2 separate regions of the Mus musculus genome follow, and region 1 is linked to region 2. A link is a loop called in an ENCODE intact Hi-C map of the cell type or tissue named here. Cell type or tissue: left cerebral cortex. All regions are shown on one strand. Each heading gives the region's core, and the rest is flanking DNA. Links, peaks and the distances in the headings are about the cores only. Region 1 overlaps Gm38884 (a long non-coding RNA gene). Region 2 holds the start of Rasgef1a (RasGEF domain family, member 1A).

What was found. A loop is a pair of places that touch in the nucleus more often than their neighbours do. Peaks named below come from ENCODE experiments on the same cell type or tissue, not always from the same donor. Only the 100,000 strongest peaks of a DNase experiment are listed, where the experiment ranks them.
Region 1: it touches region 2 in a loop (4-fold over the local background); 5 of 42 quality-filtered maps call a loop at or near these places.

What each region holds. Positions count from the first base shown.
Region 1 is chr6:118,005,421-118,014,928 of GRCm38, forward strand. It overlaps Gm38884 (a long non-coding RNA gene), which reads left to right. Exons shown (of 5, transcript XR_003956500.1): 5 at 2,567-3,231. It also overlaps a transcript of Rasgef1a not described here. Among named protein-coding and RNA genes, the nearest start is that of Gm38884, 25 kb to the left of the region's middle. In left cerebral cortex, for the core only: a CTCF peak has its summit at 2,103 (motif pointing left); DNase peaks (open chromatin) are centred at 2,088, 2,605, 3,719, 5,838 and 5 more places; H3K4me3 peaks cover 3,651 bases; H3K27ac peaks cover 4,509 bases.
Region 2 is chr6:118,059,959-118,069,466 of GRCm38, forward strand. Rasgef1a (RasGEF domain family, member 1A) reads left to right here and starts at 6,427. Exons shown (of 13, transcript NM_027526.1): 1 at 6,427-6,504. The coding sequence starts at 6,487. In left cerebral cortex, for the core only: CTCF peaks have their summits at 5,174 (motif pointing right) and 7,959 (motif pointing right); DNase peaks (open chromatin) are centred at 5,221, 5,953, 6,511, 7,017 and 1 more place; H3K4me3 peaks cover 1,286 bases; H3K27ac peaks cover 2,701 bases.

The DNA of each region.
Region 1 (9,508 bases), core at 937-8,936, 54 kb before region 2:
GGGGCCCACACTCAGACACAAAACTCACTTGTGTTCTGTATATATTTTACACAAATAACCTGGAATGTCTACCATATTTTAGAGTGTCTGCTTTCTGAGTGACTGAAACCCACACCAGGAAGATAGGTGTGGAATTTGCCACTTGGGATATTTTTTTAAATCATATTTTGGTACATTTTGAATGTCAGATATTTGGATTAGGGACATTCAACCTGTTCACAAATGTGATGCAGAGTTATGACCCTATTTACCAAGTGAAAAAAACCCACCATACTCACTGGAGTGGAAGTTCATACAGCGACAGGAGAATGATTCCCAAGGCTCACTCGAGGGAGGAGGTCTGGGGGCGAGTCCCCGCCAAGGGACCCGAGAGAGTTCTCCGAAGCAGCACTGTCCTACTTCGTGGCTTTTGTGGGCGTTCTCATTCTGATCATCTTCAGGCTGTAAACAGACATTCACACATTCTTCTGAATGTAGGACATAGTTCACAATATAAAAACAGGAGAAGGGGGATTGCAGGGGAGGTGGCTGAGGGGTGCTGGTGAATTTCCAGTGGGTTTAGTGTGACCACAGAACCATGTGATCTCAACAACCCTCAGACAGATGAGAGACCATGTGGAGAAGGTGGGGCAGGGTTCATCTGTCACTGGAGAGGGAGGAATGAGATGTAGGGTAGAGGTATGGGTAAAACTGTAACACGTAGCTGGGCAGGAGGCTGGAGAAGTCAGAAGAGAGAGGTTAAGTGGAAATAGGAGATCAACTGGCCATGGGACCAGAGACCCTGAGAACCATAGATGCTTATGGAACCACAGTTTATGGGCAGCTGGTCAGAATGACAGTCATGGTGGCAGGTCTACATTAGAGATCTTCAGAGGAACACAAATTCTCAGGGGACATCATCTGCATGTGGCTGTAACGCTGAGCAGAGGAAGGAAGAGGTAAGTGGACCCAGGAGTCTACAGGGCAGCTTAGTGGGGACTTGCACACAGTGGCAGAGGAGGGAAACCCTACATCACACAAAGGGAGACAGGAAGCCTGCAAGTTGGGAGCACGTGGGAAGAGGGTAAAGGTGGGCCATGTCTGGGTCCGCACAAAGCTACCTGCCGTTGTCAGCTAAACAACGAGTAGCAGGCTGTGCTTGGCCACTGTTTTAGAGAGTTTGTCTTATAGTGTTTGTGATATATGCTGTGTCACCTGGCACAATGACAGCTATGACCAAGATGGCTGTAGTTATGCTAAGGAGGCTTCTTGGCGACTATTTCTCATCTCCACAGCCTACACTGCCCATTGACTCAAAACTACCCCATTTGAACTCATGTGGGGGAGATCAGAACTACTTCCCAGTCCCTTGACCTAGATCTCAGCCATGGACAAGACACACACCTTCGGGAAAGTCTCACCAGGCAGCTCCACTAGGGGAGGACACTGGGGAAAGTGTCTGGCCAGTTTAAGCCCCGGCATAGGGTCTTCGGTTTCAGAATTTTACCATTGACCTGGGCTTGTATGCTCTGCTTGAGCAAAAAGATTAATATGCAATTTAAATTTGATATGAAATGAAATCGCATAGATACTCTGCCTATCTATCCTTGGGTCCTTCTTTTCTGTGACCCAAATACTTGAGACTATGTTTGCAGCACAAGCCCAGTTGTAAACATTTTCTGTTTCTTCAGTCCTAACTATCCTAGCCTGAGCTGCCTTCATCCCTAATCTGTTTATTAGGACAGGTTTTGTTTTCTTGTTGTTTGTTTTTTAGCATTCTATAACAAAATACCTGAAGCTGGGCAGTGCATACAGAACAGAGGGTTATTTAACTCTTTAGAGACCGGACTGATTGATCTGACCTATAGTAAGCTACTCTTCGGTCACGCAAACTATTCATCATGGAGAAAGCATCAGTGAGCAAGAGAAATCATATAGCAAGACATGACGTCAGAGTCTGGGAAAGGTTCAGTAATTTATCAACAACCCTTTCCCGAGAATGAACCAGAGTCCCATGAGAATACATCAGTATTTGAGAGAAACACCCCAAATGGCCTAATCACTTCCACTAGGTTCTGTAACTGCAGTTCCGGAGAATCTGATGCCCTCTTCTGGCCTTGCTGGGCGTTGCATGCACATGGTTCACAGACATACTTTCAGAGAAACACTCATCATACACATAACATAAAAATAAACCTTTAAAAATATATATTTAAAACCTACAGACAGTATCTGAAGAAAGATATGGCCAGATGTTCGCATTGGAAAGACTGTTTATAATTTATAATCATTAAAAATAGTTTTAAAATAACTTTATACAGAGCAAAATGTGCTTTTGTGTGTGTGTATGTGTGTGCGTGTGTGTGTGAGTGAGTGAGTGAGTGAGTGAGAGAGAGAGAGAGAGAGAGAGAGAGAGAGAGAGAGAGAGAGAGAGGGAGGGAGGGAGAGAGAGAGATCATGTGATTAGCACTACCAACGAAGAGGCAGCTCCATTTTGTCACCCCTAGAGGTTTCTGGCTCACTAGTCAAGCTTTTCTCTGCACCAACCATCACTTGGTTTTCCTCTCTACAGTCTTCTCTTTTCTAGGACATCACATAAGAAGAGTTGGGCGGATGATTCTGAGCTTAGCATCTTCTGTGTAATGCAGCCAAGAATCAGCCAAGCTGTGCTCAATACCAGCTCCTCTCTTACTGTTGGGAAGTGTTCTGTTGTCAGCTGCACTGAATGCTTTTATCCATCCATCTTCTGTACAATTTGGGGGTTGTTTCTGGTCTGTGGCCACAGTAGAAATTTTTAGAAACCCCTTTTCAGGAACCAATAGAATACAAGATCCAATCCAGTTAACAATTTAGAAGGTTTAGACTTCTTTAGCCAGCCCCACCCTGTTGGTGTGTATGGATTACTCATGCTTTGCAAGGGCATGCAGGGCATTTCCTAAAAATAGACTACACCCTAAGCTCTAAATAACGCAAGAACAAGCCCAGCATGGTGGAGCAGGCCTGTTAATCTCAGCGCCTGGGCACTGAGGCAGTTGGGATGGAAGTCTCCAATCACCCTGGGCTAGATAGAGCCTGTGCCCATAGTGCCAACTACTCTGAGAATAAGGTGAAGGTCTGCTTGAGCTCAGGAGTTCTAGATCAGCTACAGCAGTGTAGAAAGATCCCACAATTAACACAGAAACCCACAGCTAGATAACATGTAGAGAGTGAGAGACTTTGGAGCACTCAACCCTAAATGGGATTTATTTATTTATTTATTTATTTGATATTTTCTTTATATACATTTCAAATGCTATCCCGAAAGTTCCCTATACCCTCCCTCTGCCCTGCTCCCCTACCCACCCACTCCCGCTTCTTGGCCCTGGCATTTCCCTGTACTGGGGCATATAAAGTTTACAATGCCAAGGGGCCTCTGTTCCCAGTGATAGCTGACTAGGCCATCTTCTGCTGCATATGCAGCTAGAGATATGAGCTCTGGGGGTACTGCTTAGTTCATATTGTTGTTCCACCTATAGGGTTGCAGACCCCTTCAGTTCCTTGGGTGCTTTCTCTAGCTTCTCTATTGGGGGCCCTGTGTTCCATCTTATAGATGACTGTGAGCATAAATGGGCTGTTCTTAACACATCCCATCTGCCAAGGATCAAGGATCTAGGCAGAAGGGGTGGCAGAAGTGGTGGACGATGCCAAGGAAACAGTCTTCAAGACACAACAGGACGGATGCACACATGAACTCAGACTTGAGCAGCACCCACAGGATGAACACCAGTGCCCACCAATGAAAAAGGAGAAAGTATGCAAAGTCCCACCCCTAACCAAGATCCTGTTTGCAATGGATACCTACTAGGAACAGGAAAATCGGCTTTCTTCAGCGGAATGCCAAATCACCCACACTCCAAGGCAGGCCTTATGCCCAGGAGCAGCTGGCTCCTTTTTGGGGGAGGATTTTTTTGTCATTATTTTATTTGCTTGCTTCCCTCCCCTTTTTGTTTTAGAAAGAGAATGTACATGAAGAAGGTTGGATGGGGTGGTGGTGGTGGGGAGATCTGCAAAGGGTTGTGGGATGGAAACCGTGATAAAAATATATTGTATGAAAAAACAAAAAACAAACGCAAGCTGAACTTTTATTTATTTTTTATTTTTTATTTTTTAAAGATTTATTTATTGATTATATGTAAGTACACTGTAGCTGTCTTCAGACACTCCAGAAGAGGGAGTCAGATCTCATTAGGGATGGTTGTGAGCCACCATGTGGTTGCTGGGATTTGAACTCCGGACCTTCGGAAGAGCAGTCGGGTGCTCTTACCCACTGAGCCATCTCACCAGCCCAAGCTGAACTTTTATTAAAGCAAAAAACAAAAGGAGAAAGAACCACAGGGGGAAAATCTTTTCACAAAAAACAAAAGGAGAAAGAACCACAGGGGGAAAATCTTTTCACAATGCAAATTCAGGGGCAAATACCTATTAATGTAGTCACCGAGTTGCTGTATTCTTTTAAAAGTCTATTGGACACACATTTACTTTTGTTTATATGTTATACTTACAAAATGTTTTAAAGTTCACATCAAAAGAACAAAAAATGAAGGAAATGGTAGGAAGAGATATAGATAAATTAAAATTAGTCATAGTGAAGGTGGGCCGTTTGGAATGTTGTGCCTTGAATTCTCCTCCTCCTCCTCCTCCTCCTCCTCCTCCTCCTCCTCCTCCTCCTCCTCCTCCTCCTCTTCCTCCTCTTCCTCCTCTTCCTTTTCCTACTCTTTCTCCTCCTCTTCTTCTTCCTTCTCTTCCTCCTCCTCATCATCGGAGAGCTAACTTCTATGAGGCTAACTCTCCCCACTGAGCTTTATCTTCAGTCTTGATCTCCATTTATGGTACCTGTCTGACATTTTCCACAAAATATATTTTTTTAAAAAGTGAGGTCATGACATTATTGTGTAAAACCCTCCAGCTGCTCCTCAGCTCTCTGTGTTAAAAACTCAGTGAGTTAATGGTGACCAGGTCAGCTGCTCTGTCACTTGGCACGTCCTGGGGTCTCTTCTCCACCACACCCACTCTGGCCTCCTTCCAAGGGATCCTGGATCCCAGGACCTTTGCATTTGGCCTCTTCCGAATCAGAATGGTTTGACTCTGACAGGACTTTGTTAAAATGCCCTTTCATCAAAAGACTCCCTGGACCTCTCCAAATAGATCCTTCAACTTGACTACAACCACATTTCCTATCTCTGGATTTTGCTACTGTTCTTTCCTCCGGGGATCAGTGGTACCCGATGTTTGAATGGTTTTTGGACTCCCTCCTCCCACCCCTCTGTCTACTTGCTATGACAATGTCAACTCCAATCAGGCAGAAGCCACCATAGTTGTATGATCAATGATGACATCTAGCATATAGTAGGTGTTCCGGAAACTCGCTGAATGAGTGAAAAGGGTCTTTGGTCTCTTCAAGAGACGCGTAGGGCCCCTCGTGATCTTCCGTACACACCCTGCAACCTGTGGGCTTGCTGCGTCCTGCTTGTTTGGATCTGGCTGCCTGCCCTGGACATTCTGGATCCTGGGGCTATCTTCTCAGAAGGTTCCACTGGAAGCCAGAATGCTCCTCGTGGTTCTGGACAAATGGGAGCCATAGAATCTCTCAAGGTGACTTTGGAGCCTTGACCTGTCACTCACTGGCTCTGAGATCACGCAGGTTCATTTCACCTCCCAGCATCAGTTTTCTCATCTGCCCAGAGGGAATCTAAAGCCTACCAAGCCCGCAGGGTGACTGGGAGAAGGGAACACTTTCCCCGCCAGGTACCACTGATAAACATGTTCGCAGCTCTCCTAGAGTCGCCAAATGGGTTTTAATGAGGCAGCCACATCATCTTTGGGGCTGTCGGCTGCCATATCCATTTTCAGAGAAAGCCTGGCCCGCCCTCTCCCGCGGCACCTTCGCCCCGCACCCTCCTCTGCTCGCCCCGCGCCCTCCTGCTCGCTCCCCGCGCTCGTGCTCCCGGGCGCCGGCTGCGGAGGGAACTGCTCTGCCCGCAGCTGGCGCAGCGCGGGGGCGGCCGCGGGTGGGCGGGAGCCGCGGGCCGGGGCGCCGAGCATGAGCCGCCGGCGCCGGCCGCGCGCTGCTCGGGGCCGGGCTGCGGCGCGAGGGCGGCGCGGGAGCGACGCTGGCGCTGACCGAGGTAGGCAGCGGCAGCCCCGCGCGCCCCTCGGCTCCTCCGGCGGGCCGTCCCCTCGGGTCGTCAGCGCGGGCGGGCGTGGATCCAGGGACGGGCGCCGGGTAGGGCGACAGGGAGCCCCGCGTGGAGTTCCTGGAACTCCGCCCTGGGCTGGACGGCGGGACCCCTGCGCCTCCTGCACCTGCCGCGCGCGGGGCGGCCGGGACGAGCATGGTGGGAGCGCACCGGGTAGCAGGCGTGGGCACCACTGGCAAGTCCACTGCCCAAGGCCTGGCGTGGGGGAGGGGGCCGGGGATCCGAGGAGCTCAGGGCTGCGCAGTTGGAAGTTTCCATTTGCTCTTCTGCGTTCTGGGTCTAGGGTGGCATCTCACGCATTTGCTCTTGGCAAGGAATTGGGATGTAAGCACTGCATTTGAGGGTAGAGAGCCAGGGGACATGGTGAGGTGTGTCCCTCTGTCCCGTGGGCTAGGGCTAGGGTCATTTGAAGGACCGTTTGGGAGCGTACACTTTGACAGGTACAGCTGGCTGATTCTGGTCAGAATAAGCGTGGTGTGTGTGTGTGTGTGTGTGTGTGTGTGTGTGTGTGTGTGTGTGTGTCCGTCCCAGTCCATTCTGCGGCCTGCTGATTGGGGAGAGACTGTGTGATGGGTCCCTGATGTCTCCATCTCTAGCTACCTCTGAGAGATGCAGCTAGTGGATATTGACAGAACCTGCCTCTTGGAAGCTGCCTGGGGGTTGAGACAGGTGATCAGGTTCCCTCTTTCCCTCCTCAGGACACCGAACCCCCATTTCTGTCCCCACCCCCTGCTTTTATTAGCTGTATCCCTCTGTGGGACAAGGGAGAGGCTCAGATGGCCTCCTGCCCCAGGTTTAGATTGGCACCCAGGGGCGGGCCTTCACCTCCCAGGGCTCTCCCATTTTCTTCTTGATTTGGTCTTGTCCATCCCAGACTCGGTGGGCAAGAACCTCCCTGCTGGGCTTGGGCTCTCCAGAGCAAAGCAGCCCCCCATAGCCTGGTAGAGAGTTGGGAGACCACATTTTTTGACTTGTGAGCCATGGGCAGGCTGCAGACCCCTCTGAGACATGGGTGTTTCCATGTTTGGCTTCCTCTATACTACTTTACCTCAGCCCAGGAAGAAGCCCCAGAGTAGGAGGACATCAGGGACTCCAAGTTGTGGCCTGAGGACAGAAGAGTGGGTTCCATGCCTGGCCAGCCTTCCCCCACCCCACTTCTATGGCTGTGGGTTGTAGTGGCCCAGCAACCATTTGGGTGGTTGTCAGCTTGAAGAGAGAGAGAGAGAGAGAGAGAGAGAGAGAGAGAGAGAGAGAGAGAGAGTGTGTGTGTGTGTGTGTGTGTGTGTGTGTGTGTATTTTCCTGGGCCCATAGCCTCTGCTTCTGAGAAGCGAATACCCAGATTCTATGATAAGGTGTGGAAACTGTGTTCTCTTGTTCATATCCCCTGGGATTTGGAAGCCCACTCAGATGTTCCCAGACAGTGGTGCCAGAGGCCTGGTCTGAAAACCATCCAGGAGTTTGTCTGTCTGTCTGTGTCTGTCTGTCTGTTTGTTTCTGAGATGTGCTTTCCTGTTACCAGTGGATGCTGCCTTTTACCTGGCAAGCCGTGGCAATGGAACCGTTCATACAGAACAGATCGGGTTTTGGTGTAACTTAGCAACTGCAGACAGAGGAGGAAGGAGAGGAGAGGGAGGAAGAGAGTCAGAAGAGAAGGGGGAAACGCTGGGCCCTACAGAGGCCTTGCTGAGGGAGTAAGCGGCACCTGCATAAAGCCCCCACCCCCCACTGTGAGGACCACTCTACTCTGGCTTAGGGTTTTGGCCAGTGTTGTCCAGGGCAGCTGACAGGGCCTTGGAACTGTCTTAGAACTGCTGTCTCCCAGAAGCTACAATGCAAAATAGGTCGAGAGAAAAGATGCCATGCCAAGGCCGGGGTCGTTGAGCCCCTCCCTGCTATGGAGGGGTCTCAGAAGACTGGGATGTCCATGTCCACATGGCCCTATGCCATAGGTGAGGCCCTGCTGTGGAGAGAGACCTGGTCAAGGCATCGCTGGACTCTGCCAGGTCCCTACCTTCTGCTCTCTGAAGGGATTCCTCCCTCCCTCCTTCCCGCTTTTCCTTCTGAGGCCATCTGCTCCAGCTATGGTCTGCTCTGGCTGTTTTTCTCTCAGAGCTTCCAGAATCTGCCTTGTGTGATTTCCGCCCACTCCAGGCTGCCTCCCAGGTTTCTTTGCTCTCCAGCTTGCCCACTTCCCTCCTGCTTGGGAGTGTGCACTTAGCAAGGAAGTGGAGGGAGGAGGCAGGGGTACTGTGGGGCTTGAGGTGGGGGAATGGCCCTGATACCCTCTGGTACCCCGGCCCTTTGGGGGGTCTCGGGTAGACACATAGCTCTCTTTCTGGTGATGTGCCTTTCTCACATCTTTCTGGTCTGTAGATTGGGGCTGTTGATACATGTGAGGGTTAGCCACAAGGGATTTCCCAGTTCAGTGTGGACAAACTGTTATGAGCCCACCAGTACAATGTTGTTGGGTTGGAGTCACCAGAAGGGTTCCATACAGCAATCCTGGGACATAATTTGGGAAAGGTGGCTGGAACCAGCAGGGCTGTGATGTGATTAGAACATGTGGGGCAGGCAGAGTCCAAAGGGCCAGGATGTTGCGGCTCAGAGCTGGAAAGGGCCTTGTGTTCTGGGAGAGCTGGCAAGTGGCGGACTTAGACACCATAGATTGTTACCTGTCAGTTGAGGGAGTTAGGTGTAAATGTTATCCATGACTAACCCTACCTAAGGATGACAAGGAGAGATGCTGCACAGGGAGACCCAGATGGCTATGCGTATCTCTGAAGAACCACCTTTGGCCATCCAGGTGCAATTGAGCGTGATTTAGGATTACCCTTCCCGTGCCCGTGCCCTGAGAAGCGTCTCTCTCATCATTAAATTGACACAGAAACTTCCTCGGGGATCCTTGGTTGGTTCTGGGATGTGAAATAGGTCACTTAAGATGTAGTCACCCTCACTACTTTGAGGACCACTTTGGCTTGGGGCTAGGCTTTGGCCAGTGATGTCCAGGGCAGCTGGCAGGGCCTGGGAAGCTGGTCTGTCCCTCTTGAGTTGCCTGTGAAGTCAAGGAGCAGAGCACTAGCTAACTCCTGGAAGGGAGGCCTGAAATTGGGCCTGTGGGACTTGCACTGACTCTGAGTAAAATAGCCTGGGGCAGGTGCTACACACACACACACACACACACACACACACACACACACGCACGCACGCACACGTACACACACACAGAAACACACACAGACATACACCAGTGGGAGCTCTCCCAACACCAGGGTCCAGCATTGGGAATATGGGG
Region 2 (9,508 bases), core at 483-8,482:
CAGGGATCTACTTGCCTCTGCCACAACAGTACTGAGATTACAGGTGTGTGTAACCTGGCTCTTACATGGGTACTGGACCTCACACTTGCAGGCAGGCAGCTCCCCAGTCCCTGTATTCTGTTTTTGAGAGCTGTCGATTGAGCTCAATAGCCCATTTATTGATGGGCTAATTTGAGATGTTGTCTGGAGTTTAGGTATTACAATTCTGTATATATTCTGTATATCAACCAAGCTCTTGTCTGATGTATAGTTGAGAAGTATTCTACCCCTTTCTGTAACCTGGTCCTTTCACTCTGGTAATTGTTATTTTTCCTGATGAAAGCTTTTTAATTGTGTGCAATTTCATTTGTTGATTCTTGGGGTTACTTCCTGTAGCATTAGAGACTTTATTTCAAAAGCTCCTTGGCTACATGATGAAATGTTGCACCTCTATTTTCCCTTTTCCGGTTCAGAGTTTCAGTCTTGTGATAAGGCGCAGGATCTGTTTATGACGGTTTTTGTGCGGGCTGAGGGGTGAGGTTGAAGTGTCACTCCTCTGCATGTGGAGACCCCACTCTCCCTGCAGCATTGTCAGAGACATTATATTTTCAACCTTGCGTGGTACCTTTGTCCAAATAGGGGGGCTGTTGCTACGTGTTTATTTCTGGGTTTTACACTCCATTCTGTTGGTCTGCCTACATCTGGCTTTGTGACAGGATAACACCATTTTTTGTGACCATGGCTCTGTGGTGCAGTTTGAGATCAGGTAATGTCTTTGTCAGGGTTTCTATAATGCACATAATGCACAAACATTATGACCAAGAAATAAGTTAGGGGAGGAAAGGGTTTATTCAGCTTACACTTCCCACATTGCTGTCGATCACCAAAGGAAGTCAGGACTGGAACTCAAGCAGGTCAGGAAGCAGGAGCTGATGCAGAGGCCATGGAGGGATGTTCTTTACTGGCTTGCTTCCCCTGGCTTGCTCAGCCTGCTCTCTTATAGAACCCAAGACTACCGGCCCAGAGATGGCACCACCCACAAGAGGACCTCCCCACTTGATCACTAATTGAGGAAATGCCTTACAGCTGGATCTCGTGGAGGCATTTCCTCAACTGAAACTCCTTTCTCTGTGATAACTCCAGCTTGTGTCAAGTTGACACAAAACTAGCCAGTACAGGTACTGTGATGCCTACAGTGTCCCTCTTTTTGCTGAGGATTGATTTGTCTCTTTGGAGGTCTTCTGTATGGAAATATGAATTTGGGGATTTTTTAACACTGGGAAAAGTATAATTGCAATTTCGATGGGGATATATTGGCTGTGTAGATTGCTTTTAGTAATACGGCCATCTCTCCAGCCCCATCTCCAGCCTCTTACTCTAGTGTCTTACAGTTTCACTGTAGATGTCTTCACCTCCTTGGTTAGATTTATTCCTAGATAGTTTTTTGTTTGTTTGTTTTTGTTTTCACTTTGAAACTCTTGTTAATGGGGTTCCCCCTAATTTCTTTCTCAACAAGTTTGCTATTGGCAGGTGGAGAGGCTACCGGCTTTGGCGGGTTGCATTTGTGTGCTGTTGATTTGCTGTTTGCAGTTCCAGGAGTTTTCCACTGGAGTCTTCAGGGTCCCTTCCATGCAGGATCAAGCTGTCTATAAACAGGGATAATTTCAATTCTTCCTTTCCTACTGATATCTCTCTTCTTTTGTTTTGTTGCTTTCGATTTTTAACAATATATTGTATTATATTAAATAAGTGTGGAGAAAGCAGGCAGCCTTGACTCATTCCAGAGTTTAGAAGAAATGCTTTTAGTTTCTCCCTGTTTATTATGTCACCTGTAGCCTTTACTGTGTTTAGGTATGTTCTATTCCACATTTCTTCAGGCTTCCTTTTGTTATTATTATTATTATTATTATTATTATTATTATTATTATTATTGATGTTGAACTTCACTGAAGGCCTTTTCTACATTGAGGTGATGATGTGGCTTCTGTCCTTATATGTATTCAATGAAGAGCTCAGTCTTGCTCTTACTGATTCATGTATGTCAAACCAGCCTTGCTTCTCTGAATGAAGCCCATCATGATGGTCTTACCAATGTGTTCCTGGATTCAGTTTGCAAGAATTTAATGAATACCTTTTGTACCTATGTTCATCGTGACTGTTTTCTTTTCTCTCTTTCTCTCTCTCTCTCTCCCTCTCTCTCTCTCTCTCTCTCTCTCTCTAACTATTATGTACTTACCTGGTTTTGGTGTTAGGGGAAAGCTGGCTTCACACACTGAGTTTGATAAATTCCTTCCTTTTCTGTTTTATGAAACAGTTTGAGAAATACTCATGTTGACTCTGTCTGTGTGTCTCTCTGTCTCTGTCTCTGTCTCTCTGTGTGTCTCTCTGTCTCTGTCTCTGTCTCTCTGTGTGTCTCTGTGTCTCTGTCTCTGTCTCTGTCTCTCTGTGTGTCTCTCTGTCTCTGTCTCTCTGTGTGTCTCTCTGTCTCTGTCTCTGTCTCTGTCTCTTTCTCTCTGTGTGTCTCTGTGTCTCTGTCTCTGTCTCTGTCTCTTTCTCTCTGTGTGTCTCTGTGTCTCTGTCTCTGTCTCTCTTTCTCCCCGGGTTTGCTTGCCGGGTGCCTTTATTATTGCTTCACCGTGGTTGCTGAGCATGGATCTGTCCAAGTTGTTTTACCCCCTCTTGATTTAAGAAGTAGATCATGTGCATGTAGGAATACATCTATCTCTTTTAGTTTAAAAAAATAGATTTTCAAAATATTCCCTAATTATTCTCTGGGTTTCATTGGGATCTGTTGTAGTCTCCATTTTTTTTAATGTTCAACTTTATTAATCTGGTCTCCCTCCCTCTCTTTTTGAATATATATGGATGCATCTGTTCAAGTGGGGGACACCTATCTAGAGATTAGTAGGACGAAGTACTGAAACCTCCCACTAGTGTTGTGTCAGAGTGTATCTAATTTTTATGTCCACTAGTGGTTTATAAAACTGAGAGCCTGGTTTGGAATATATGTATTTACTATTGTTGTATTTTCTTGATGAGTTATTCCATTTATTATTAGGCAGTGACCTTTTACCTTTTTTTATTTCTTCTGATCAATTTTGATTTGAAGTCTACTTTATTGATTGTCAATAACTGCACAATGTTTGTTTTAAGCTTCTATTCACTTATGGTTTTACACCCTGTATCTCTTGGTTTGTGGTGTATGTGTCTTATGCTTTCTGTGCCTTATGATCAAAACCACCCTTCTTCCTTGGTGTATAGGTTTCCCTTAGCAACCTTCTGAGGTGATGACCAGATGGTTATGCAGAGCTCTGGTTTGTGCCTGTCTTGAAACATCCTCTGTGGGGGATGCTTGGGTTGTTTTTAGTTAGAAGCCATCGGAGACAGTGCTCATGTATCTCTAGGTATGAGTCTGTGAGCGTTTCTGCCAAGTCTGTATACTCCAGGTGGAGCTTTTAGATCTGTGTGTGCTCAGCTCCCAGAAGACAGTTGGAGCTTGCTCTCACATGACTGCCCTGGCCATGTGGCCACTAGCAACGGACAGTTTTGCCACTTTCTTGCCAGCACTTGGCATTTTCTGCTTTTTCATTTTTGCCAGTCTGGGTGTGTAGGGATTTTCACAGTGTGATTTTAGCGTCTCTCTGGCTGATGACTGATAAACTCCAATGACTTAAACATGCTGCTATACCATGAAGTACCTCTCCATAACTTTGTTCATTATACAAACGGGTCTTTGACTCTTTTGGCTTGTTAAGTTCTTATATATATTATAGGCTTGAGCCCTGTGTTGGCTGTCTATACCTGAATCCACATCTATATACCATATCTATATTTATCTCTCTATCCATGTCTATGTTTTGCCCATAAATTCTATCTTTATACATGAAAACCTATATCTTTATCCATATTTCATTGTCCTATCTTTCTCAATTTCTGTTCGTATCCATATATCAGGATCAGCATATCCACACTAGTATTCACATCTAACTCCATAGCCACATCTGTATCTGCAAACAGGCAAGTATATTCGTGTATATGTTCCATAGATGGATTCCACCATGCCCCTATGCACAGGCAAGTTACAGTTACTGACTGAACAGTGAGCAGATAAAGATCTTCCTCTCATGGTGCTCAGATTCTTTTTAAAGCAGACCAATAAGGAGGTGGAAAGATAAGGCTGGATTGAGTAACCCAAGGAGGGAACCTGTGGTGAGGGAGATAGGCCACGATGGAAGGTGACCTCTTAAAGATGTCATTGAGAAGATGACATATAGACAGACTCCTAAGGGGGTGTGACCCCACACCTGGGGAAGCACTCCATGCTAAGCCAGGTTAGAGGAGCTGAGGTCCTCACAGAGAGAGAGCAACAGAACCCCGAGGCCCCGGGACTCCGCTTTTCACTGTGATCTTTACTGAAGCACTGCAATTTAAGACCAAAGTGCCCAGACCTTACTTGGGCCCCAATGGAGTCCATCCACCCGCGGAAGCAGACAAAATGCTATAGCTTACAATTTTGTCCTGTGCTTATGAGGATGGCCCTGTCACTTTCATCACAGAGCCAGGCTTCTCTGCCTCTTTTTTCAATCACTCTCAGGGTAGTCTCTTATAGACAAGGACTGTTAAGGACAGCCCCCGCTGTCTGGAGTAAGGAGGGAAGCATGTCCTCCCATGTGTCTTGCCTTTCCAGTAACCCCAGCAGCTGTTTACAGACCGCATCACATCTCCACTTTCCAATGGTGTCTTGGGTCGGGCACCACAAGCCCTTGCTGCGAGATAGCTTTAAGCAGGACATCTGACAGGAGTCAGCCTTTAGCCTGCCAGCTTCCCTAGGTCCCTGGACGCTGGGAAAGATGTGGATTGATGCATATATGCATGCTGAGGTCAGACTTGTGACAGACAGCTTCATCCATGTCTGCCAGAGATGGGACTAGATAGGCTCCCTGGGGAAAGCTTGCTCTGGAGCAGGTGGCAACTGGCTTGTTAACTGTGCATGTGGGAGAAATGCCATCACCCTCTTAGGACCCAGGTGTCCTAGAGGGTCAAGGAACAGGGCTAAAGAAGGCAGGGACAGGTAACTTCCTAGAAGTAGAACTCCAGTTTTGTTTCTCTTGGTATTAGAAGAGCAGTCTGAAGGAATGACCTGAGCCTAGCAAGGGCCCAGCACCCGAGGGTCTAGGTGGGTCTTGACAAGATTCGCCAGCAGAGGTCACTGTGAGCTTTGCATCCCCTGGAACAAGATGCAGGGCTGGAAGAGGGGGGCCCTGTGTGAAAGCTGATGCACCCTCCTCCCCGCCATCTGTGGAGCTGTTCCAGGAGGGAATAAATACTATGGGCTCTGAGACCCCTGAGAAGAAAGGTGGGGTCCAGCGACAGTGCGAGCTGGTAGAGACGTCAGGGGAGGCAGAGCCCAGAGGGCCTGGGTCCTCCTAGGAGACAAGGGAATGAGCCCAACATTCAGAGTTCCACAAGACTGAACTAACTACCCAAGAGTCTGTCTGCTGATGGATCTTTGTGCTAAGAGAGCTGATGGAGAAAGAGGGGAAGGGAGATGGCAGGAGAGAAGTGTGCTCCCTCAGGCCGCTGGGCAGAGATCAGACAGGGTGGGGTAAAGTCCGGGTCATCAGTCTCCATTAGGGACCATGGCTTGCTTGTGTGCTCTCATAGGATTGTTTAATCCCCCCTGGGCATCCTCTGCCCCGTCTATGGTCTATGGTTCCAGCTGAGAGCAGCTTTGACTCCTAGAACCTGGCCCAGCTCTCTCTGCCCTCCCAGCCTCTATCTGCTTCCTTAGTTTCAGATCCCCAGAGAGGGCATTCTTCATTTCAGCCCACCGCTGCCATCTAAACTCTAAGAGCTGGAGCTGCGGTGGGAGGCACCTGACAGGATTCTTTCCTAGTGCAGGGAGTGGGGTGGGGGTGGGGGTGAGGTGAGATAGATCCTCAGAGACAGGCACCAGGCATATCCCTTACTCGGATTAGCCCTTCCACGACAGCAGCTGCTGTATCCCTGGCGTTCTGGGGATGATAGAAGGACTGAGGATTCAAGACACTTCAGACTACAGCTGTGTGGAGCGAGCGCCCGCCCGGCAGGGGAAGCATCTGAACTAAGCGCTGCTTGGGCACCTGCGGTAGCTCTGTAGCGTTCAGTCTCCAAGGAGGAGTCTGGGACCCTTCCTGGCCCTCCCCTCCCCTCCCCTCCCCTCTCCTTCCTGGACTTCACCAGCAAGACGACCCACCCCGCCCAGAGCCCAGAGCCTTGACCCTTACGCCATTCCCAAACCTAGCACCACAAACCCTGCGGGTGCTCACGCCTCACTGTGCCTCGCCCTGTCCCTTGCTAGTGCTCCTCCCAGGGTCTTGTTCACGAGGCTCGCCAGCCCCGCCCCGGGCGGGAGGTGGCTGGGTCACGGGAGGGAAGTCCCCGGGCTTGGGCGGCACTGGCTCAGCCCCGGAGGGTAGTCGGGCTTCTACACCGCCTGCGGGTCCGGTAGCGGGAGCTGTAGCCAGGATGTTTCTGGAGCCCCAGGTAGGGTTGTGGCAGTGCGGGACTGCGGGTTAGGAGCACTCCAGGGCAGTGTCTTGACCACAGCAGGACCGCAAGGTTAAGGTTTCTGTGCCCCAGAGCTTGGGAAGCGCGGCCAGGAGGGTGCTCGCCCCCAGGACAACCAGGGCAACTCTCTCTCCTGTCCCTGCCCGGACACCTGCCGCCACTTGGGCCTCGCCCAAGGTGCAGCTGCTGCCTTCCTAGCCTCTGCTGACACCAGCGGCTCCGCTGTAAAGCGCCACTTGAAAACCTGCAGGGGGTGGGGGTGGGGTGGGGTGTTTCGCAGCAGGGTCCGGGTGCGGCAGAAGAGAAAGCAAAGGGCTGTCCTGGACAGAGCAGACTTGTAAAAAGCAGTGGCGATCTTGGAATTTCCCCTATCCTTGGGCTCAGAACCACTGTTTACTCCATAAGTGCTTGGAGTGGGGGCGGTCTGTGATGGAGTGGTTGATCATGTGGGAGGTGTGCGCTTGTATGTGCGATGTGTGGGCGGGAGAGAGGACGTGTTTATATATGGGAGGCTTAAGTGAGAGCCGTTAAGAGGAGGCAGGTGTGGGGGCAAGGCTGTGCCTGTGCATTCTCAAATGTCATGTGTTTAAAGAGAAGAGTGCCTAGTGAGGGGAAGGCTGAGAATCTCCCTAAAATTAACCCTGGGCCTGAGCCACCACTGCACCTTTCTAGCTGTTTTGAGCCATAGTGGGCAGTGGGATTCAGGAGCAGTACACAGACCTGTCTAGACCAGACCCAGTGCAGACCATTGATTTGGAAGAGTGGAGATGAGGAGCCAACATTAATGGGCTGAAGATGTAGGACAGACAATGCACATTTATTAAGCACCTGCTATGCGCTGGCACTGTGGTTTGCAGAGAACTAAGCAGGCAACAGTTCTTATCCTCACAGAGCTCATCTGGGTGCCAGAAAATCATTGGTTCTTAACCTGTGGGTCAAGACCCCTTGGGGTTAAACGACCCTTTCAAGGGGTTGCCTCTCAGATAGCCTGCATGTCAGATATTTACATTATAATTCATAGCAGTAGCAAAATTATACTTATGAAGTATCAGCGAAATACATTTTATGGCTGGGGCTCAGCACAACACGAAGAACAGCATTAAAGGGTCGCAACATTAGGAAGGTTGAGCACCTCCACAGTGAGTAATATACAGACTAAGTTACATGGCAGAAAGGACTAAAGATGAACGTAGAGGAGTAGCCCACAGCAGGAGTGCATCAGGAAGGATGATTCTGGTATCATGCAGACGTAAAACGATGCTCAGCTCCGGTGACTGTTTCCTCTGCTAATACCCATCCTGCGTCACTCTGCTGTGCCACCTACTTTTTGCTGGGGAACAGGTTGACAGGGTCCTAGGACAGGAAGGGGCCCTACATTGGCACCTCAGTTCTAGCTCATTGACACACATCATTCTACTAACCACCAGGGGGCTACACAGCCTGCCCCGGTCTCCCCAGGGATGTGTGGCACACTTGGGCTTAGCGAGCTGACTACCAGTGTGGGGTGATGTTTGTGCCTTTGTCAGGGTAGCCAGAAGAGGCGTCAGAGATGTCCTGTGGGTGTAAGGACCCCACTGAAGAAGAGTGAGAAAGAACTAGGTGAGTGGGAACATTTAAGGAAGACAGGGCAGGCCTGGGTGGGGAAGCCATCTGTGTGGGAGGTTGGGCTTTTGGGAGCACTAGAGACCAGCATGACAGGCTATTGTCCTAGGGTCTTGGAAGGGATAACAATGCCTGGGGCTGTCAGGCCATCATTGGATGCTTCACGTGGGAGGGTCAAGGACAGTGCTGGCCATGACAGGGCCAGCCAGGGAGCACAGGCATGGAGCTTGGATTCTGGATGAGAGAGAGGTGATTTGATGTGTTTTGATGGCACAGCAAAGAGGCCTTACCGCTGATAGGACCGTGGGCATTGAGGGCTGGGCAGGGACGGAAGCATCATTAGCCCCAGAGGAGACCATAGAGTCTGTAGTCTGCAGGGATGGTGTGAAATGTAGCTGGAGGGTGAAAAGTCTAGAGTTTAAGGAAGCCTGATGAGCTTGCTCCATCCTGGTGGCCCTCAGCTGTGCTGCCTACTTGTCTGCTGGCCCAAGGCTTTGTTCAAGCCTCTTTATCTTTTCACCGGTGCTTCTAGGCCTCTGGCAGCGGTGGCCTTGGGGTGCCTAAGGCTGGAAGAAAGTGGGCACAGCACCCCTGTCTGTTTTCCCTGGGAGTTGCTGAGTCCCAGGACACAAAGCAATATTTCCTGTGGACTTGGTCCTCCTGGGCTTGCCTCACTGTCCTGTTTCTCTACGTCTGCCATTGGCCCTGTGGTGTCTGCAGCTCTCTGTTGTCACCCCAGCCCTGCACTCATTGCCAAACGAGCAGGTACTCACGGAGAACGGATACAGTTTTACCACTGCTTTCCTGTATCTAGTTGAAGCATCAACAGTTTCTCTTGAGTGTATCCATGAATTGACTTATGATCTTTCTGGGCTTATTTGTCCCCTCATTCCTGGAATAAATAGGTCTAGGTCAGGCTCTATTGTGCTTTAAAATGTTACTGAGTTCGCTTCTTTGGTTTGATGCTGTTTCCTGGTGTATTTTCCAGCTATGTTTATAGGTGTCTCACATTTCCATGCTACAGATGTTGGAGTTCTTGGCTCTGTTAACTTCACAGGATGAGCAGGAAAGCAAGAAATCTGAAGGATTGAATAGCTGAATTAGTTAGTTTGTTTGTTTCTTTCTTTAGTTAGTTTTTGTTTTGGGAGGAGGCATAGCAGCTCTTCTTTTAGCCCTGGCTGTTCTGGGCTTACTATGTAACCCAGGCTGACTGTCAACTTATAGAGACCTGCGTGCCTCTGCCTCCAGAGTGCTGGGATCAAAGGCATGCACCACCACATCTGGCTCTGAGTGGTTTAAGTATCATACAAAACTCTCTGATTCTCAAAGGCATGAAATAATTCATTTTAGGAACCCGCAGATGGGCCTGCTTTTGTTT